Regions from separate parts of the Homo sapiens genome. Here region 2 is linked to region 1. Evidence: read pairs that join two places in POLR2A ChIA-PET (ENCODE). Cell type or tissue: GM12878. All regions are shown on one strand. Links, peaks and the distances in the headings refer to the core of each region. The heading gives the core; the rest is flanking DNA. Region 1 has its middle 3.3 kb from the start of IL21R. Region 2 overlaps NSMCE1-DT (NSMCE1 divergent transcript).

Region 1 (2,916 bases), core at 271-2,770:
AAAAATAAAATAAATAAAATTTGGCAAGGGACTTCAATAGACATTACTCCAAACAAGATATGCAAATGACTACCAAGCACATGAAAAGATGCTTACCATCATTAGCCATTAGGGAAATGCAAATCAAAACCACAATGAGATACCACTTCACATCCGCTAGGATGGCTATAATAAAAACCAACAGAAAATACATATTGTCTGCTGGGTGCGGTGGCTCACGCCTGTAATCCCAGCACTTTGGGAGGCCGAGGCGGGCGCATCACGAGGTCAGGAGATCGAGACCATCCTGGCTAACACGGTGAAACCCCGTCTCTACAAAAGAAAATACAAAAAATTAGCCAGGCGTGGTGGCAGGCACCTGTAGTCCCAGCTACTCGGGAAGCTGAGGCAGGAGAATGGCGTGAACCCGGGAGGCGGAGCTTGCAGTGAGCCGAGATCGCGCCACTGCACTCCAGCCTGGGCGACAGACCGAGACTCCATCTCAAAAAAAAAAAAAAAAAGAAAAAAAAAAAAAAGAAAATACATATTGTCAAGGACGTAGAGAAATGGGAACCTTCAGACATTGCTGGTGGGAATATAATACAGGGCAGCTGCTGTGAAAAACAGTTTGTCAGTTTCTTAATAAGTTAAACTTATTTAAAAGTTAATAAGTTAAACTACCTTTAACTCAACAAGTCTCCTTCTGGGTATATATCCAAAAGATTTGAAAATGCATGTCTACACAAAGACTCGCATGCAAGTGTTCATAGCATGCTTGTTTGTAGTAAAGGAAAAAGTGGACATACTCCAAATGTCCATCATCTCATGAAAGGATAAATGAATGTGGCATATCTATGCAATGTAATATTCTTCAGCAATAAAAATCAATTTTTATTTTTTATTTTTTTGAGATGGAGTTTCGCTCTGTCTCCCAGGCTGGAGGGCAGTGGCACTAGCTCTGCTCACTGCAACCTCCACTTCCCGTGTTCAAGCAATTCTCCTGCCTCAGCCTCCTGAGTAGCTAGGGCTACAGGTGCACGTCACCATACCTAACTAATTTTTGTATTTTTAGTAGAACAGGGTTTCACCATGTTGGCCAGGCTGGTCTCAATCTCCCGGCGTGTGCAACCACACCAGGCTAATTATTGTATTTTTTAGTAGAGGCGGGGTTTTACCATGTTGTCCAAGCTGGTCTCGAACTCCTGATCTCAAGTGATCCGCCCACCTTGGCCTCCCAAAGTGTTGAGATTACAGGCATGAGCCACCGCGCCTGGCCTAAAAATGGATTTTTAGATATGTGGTGCCAACACACGCTACAACGTGGTTGAACCCCAAACACGCGATGCTGAAAGAAACTAAACACAAAAGACAACATATTGATATGAGATGCCTAGGAAAAAAAAAAAGCAAAATCAGTAGAGGCATAAAGTAGACGAGTGGCCCTGGGAATGGGAATGGAGATTGACTATAAGCAGGCACAAGGAACCTTTCAGGAGTGATGGGATTGTTTTAAAATTGGATCGTGGTTATAATTGCACAATTCGATAAATTCACTAAAAATCATTGAACTGTACATTTACAGTGGCTTGATTTTATGTTATGTAAAACATAGCTAAATAAAGCTCTTAAAATAAAAATAAAAAAGAGGAAATGGGTTGAGGGAGGGGGTGTGTCAATTATTTTTTCCCAGGAGGCCCCTTGGCTGAAATGCAAATGTGACCACTTCCTCCCCGCTGACCAGCTATCAGCACTGAGGCATGGTTGGAGGGCCGCTGAGATCCTATGGCACCTTCCTTCCAAGGGTATAGAGGCCATACTTATGAGACATTTACAGACCCAGAGGAACCCCTCAAGGGACCACATGTCTATTTCTGAGGGGACTCATGTTTACCCCAGTGGACATGGGCCTGGCAGCTCCAAATGCATCTACTTTTTAAGCACCAAGGGACTGTGACCCCTGCTGATCCCACCCATTCCCCAACTCCTGGCCTGAACTGAAAATGTAAACTGGATTAAGCCACTCTTAAGATGAAACCCTCCAATGATGACTTCCCATTTCCTTTGGAACAATCTACCTTCCTCACCCAAAACCGTGAGGTCCCATGTGGTGTAGATGTGTGATTTCCGTGCCTTCACCTTCTACTATTCCTCCATTTGCTCACTGTATTACGCCATGCTGTTCTCAAGTTCCTGGAGCCAGCCACATTCTTTCCTACCTCAGTGCCTTTGCACTTGCAGATCCTTCTGCCGATAATGTTCTTCCCATGGCTGGGCACTTCTTAGCACCTAGTGTACCCCCAAATGTCACAACCTTGATCTCTCATTGGTTTTCTATGACATTTAGTACAGTTTACATTGAGTTTGTCTGTTACTTCTTTTTGTCTAACTCTCCCTACTAGAATATAGGCTCCATGGGGGCTGTCACTGTGTGTATATTTCTGTGGGCTAGCCCCAGGATGTAGCCAAGCTGCGTGATTTTGGACAAGTCACTTAACCTCTCTGAGCCTGCTCAATAAATATTAGGGGGAGGAAGCAAGGAATGGCTGGGTGGGTGGGTGCAGAGAAGAATGAATGGGTGGATAGGTAGGTGGGTGGGTAGAAAGCAGGTAGATAAAGAAGGCAGGCAGGAGGGAGGGAGGAGAAATTGAATATCCTTGTTTTCATACACACCCCAGAGCAGTGTAGTGAGTTAAGAGTGCGGGCTCTGGAGCCCAAATGACTGAGTTCAAATCCCAACTCTGGCACTCATCAGCTGTGTGACCTTGGACAAGTCACTTAACCTCTCTGAGCCTCAGTTTCCTCATCTGTAAAACAGGGACGATGATGATGATGATGATAACTATCTTCTAGACTCATTCTTTTTCATTTTGGGGATTTTATTTTTGAAGACAGAGTCTTGCTCTGTTGCCCAGGCTTGAGTGCAGCACTACAGTCATA
Region 2 (2,916 bases), core at 96-2,595, 120 kb before region 1:
TCCATCTCAAAAAAAAAAAAAAAAAGAATTTGAGACTAGCCTGGCCAACATAGTGAGACCCCATCTCTACTAAAAATACAAAAAATTAGCCGGGCGTAGTGGCGCACACCTGTAGTCCCAGCTACTCTGGACGCTGAGGCAGGAGAATGTCTTGAACCCAGGAGGTGGAGGTTGCAGTGAGCCGAGACTGTGCCAGTGCACCCCAGCCTGGGCAACAGAGCAAGACTCTGTCTTAAAAAAAAAAAAAAAAACACCAAAAAAAAAACAGACAAAAAGGGATGGGGTCAAAGGTGTATAGCGACAGGATTACTGTTAACCTAGAGAAGAGAAGAGACACTTCTGAAACAGCAGGAAAAGAGGTGAAAGTGGCTAAAAAAAGCTCACTCCTGATGTTTTCCGTTTTCTCCGTAAGGTAGCAAACAGTATCAATCTTTGGCTGAAGAGGGCCTGGCGTGGTGGCTCACACTTGTAATCCCAGCACTTTGGGAGGCTGAGGTGGGAGGATTGCTTGAGATCAGGAGTTCGAGACCAGCCTGGGCAACACAGCAAGACCTCGTCTCTACAAAAAAAAAATTAAAAATTAGCCGAGTGTGGTGGCATGTGTCTGTAGTCCCAGCTACTTGAGAGGTTGAGGTGGGAGGATGGCTTGAGCCTGGGAGGTAGAGCCCAGGAGGTTGAGGCTACAGTTGAGGTTAAGGTTGAGGGATGGTGCCACTGCACACCAGCCTATCCCAAAAAAAGGTTGGGAGGTGCTGAGGAGATGCTAAGGGATTTAAGGGGAATGGATCAAAAGGTTTGGAAGAGACGCTGACGACAATGCAGAGATGAGTTCCTAGCTGAGGTTGAAACCAGAAATGTGTAGAGATGACAGTTGGTTATCTGATCCCTCCCTCAACACCCCCATCCCCATCCTGGGGGCTTCAGAGCAGAAGCTCAGCCTGGATTCATACTGAAGTGGGCCTTAGCTGGGGTTAAGCAACTGATTCATAGAAGGCCAAGTGACGGGAGAATGCTACTGTCAAGTGATCCACTATGGATCTGGCAAAAATAAAAAGAAGGGAAAGTGCTGACAAATTAAAATGGAAGCAGTACAGCAATCAGAGGCCTCTATGAGGTGAATCTCGTTCAGCAGGAACAAGTAGTGAGTAAGGATCGAAGTTCATCATGCAGAGTGGTCCCCCATGGGGTGACAGTCCTGCCTCAGTATGACTCAGAGGACGGCTCATTCCCTAGTGGGCTCTGTGAGTATTTATTGGGCCTTTGAAGTGCCAGACTTTGGACTCTCTATTCCTGGACAGCTCTGATGGTTCAGACTTCTCAAAGCTGACCCTAAAATGCATGAGAGCTATGAGTACATAAATTTGTTGACCACAAGGCGAGGGCCAAGGCCTTGGCTAGAGAGGAAGCTTCGGGAAATAATATGCTGAGGGTGTTGGTCTTTCACCCGAAGACCACAGAAGCTTATGAAAAGTAAGTGATGAGATCAGGCTTGTATTTTAGAAAAAAAAACTTTGGTATATCTATTCTTTACAGAAATTGACTATGTACTGGGCCACAAAGGAAGCTTAAATGAATTCCAAAGAATCTATAGACCACATTCACAAACCGCAATGTGGTAAAATTAAACATCAACAACAAAAAGAGAGCCAAAAAGGTGTAGATACAATACACCTTAAATTAGTAACTGCAGCTGCTTCTGAGGAAGGGGCCAGGAAGTCAGAATGAACTTTTTTTTTTAACCACGTACATCTATTACTTACGAATTTTTAAAAATTAAAAATTGGGCGGACGCACTGGCTCACGCCTGTAACCCCTGCACTTTGGGAGGCCAAGGCAGGTGGATCACCTGAGGTCAGGAGTTTGAGACCAGCCTGGACAACATGATGAAACCGCATCTCTACTGAAAATACAAAAAAATCAGCCAGGCATGGTGGTGAGTGCCTGTAATCCCAGCTACTCAGGAGGTTGAGGCAGGAGAATTCCTTGAACCCAGGAGGCAGAGGTTGCAGTGAGCCAAGATCGTGCCATTGTACTCCAGCCTGGGCAACAAGAGCAAAGCTCTGTCTCAAAAAAATAAAAATTAAAATTAAAATTAAAAATTATAAGCATATATTCGAGTTTTATTTCTTAAGTGAGGTGTTGAGTACAGGACCATGTACACAGGTATTATATTTTTTATATGTTGAAAGATTTTATCATACATTTTTAAAAGAAAAAGAACACATGTTTAGAAACTGAAAACATTCAGATTAAAAAGAAAACCAATATGGAAATTATAAAATATTTGGAAATAAATGACAATGAAAACCTGACATCATAAAACATGTGGGATCCAACTAAATAATTAGCTGGGCACGGGGTTCACGCCTGTAATCCCAGCACTTTGGGAGCCTGAGGTGGGCAGATCACCTGAGATCAGGAGTTCGAGACCAGCCTGGCCAACATGACAAAACCCCGTCCCTACTAAAAATACAAAAATTAGCCGGGCATGGTGGTGGATGCATGTAATCCCAGGTAATCAGCAGGCTGAGGCAGGAGAACCGCTTGAACCCTGGAGGCGGAGGCTGCAGTGACCTGAGATCACGCCACTGCGCTCCAGCCTGGGTGACAGAGCAAGACTCCATCTCAAAATAAAAATAATAATAATAATAATAATAATTAGAGGGGGACTTATAGCTTTATACTTCTTACAAAATAAGAAAAAATGTAAGGGAGTTAATTGTTAAAAGTTAGAAAAATAACAACTACAGAAACCCAGAGAAAGCAGAAGGAAGGAAATAAGAATGAAAAAGCAGAAATGAGTAAAACAAAGAACAAAAGAAAATGAAGTTGATTATAGAAGCCAAAAGCTGGTGTTCTCTTAATGACTAATAAAATAGAAAAACTTCATGTAAGATTGATCAAGAAAATCATACA

What was found. Peaks named below come from ENCODE experiments on the same cell type or tissue, not always from the same donor. Only the 100,000 strongest peaks of a DNase experiment are listed, where the experiment ranks them.
Region 2: POLR2A ChIA-PET joins it to region 1 with 11 read pairs; 3 of 35 experiments call an interaction of 5 or more read pairs at or near these places.

Annotation. Positions count from the first base shown.
Region 1 is chr16:27,397,443-27,400,358 of GRCh38, forward strand. No RefSeq gene overlaps it. Among named protein-coding and RNA genes, the nearest start is that of IL21R, 3.3 kb to the right of the region's middle. In GM12878, for the core only: no CTCF peak of the experiment used is centred there; a DNase peak (open chromatin) is centred at 1,689; H3K4me3 peaks cover 748 bases; H3K27ac peaks cover 2,279 bases.
Region 2 is chr16:27,272,785-27,275,700 of GRCh38, forward strand. The region is part of intron 1 of NSMCE1-DT (NSMCE1 divergent transcript); the gene reads left to right. Among named protein-coding and RNA genes, the nearest start is that of NSMCE1, 5.5 kb to the left of the region's middle. In GM12878, for the core only: no CTCF peak of the experiment used is centred there; a DNase peak (open chromatin) is centred at 1,254.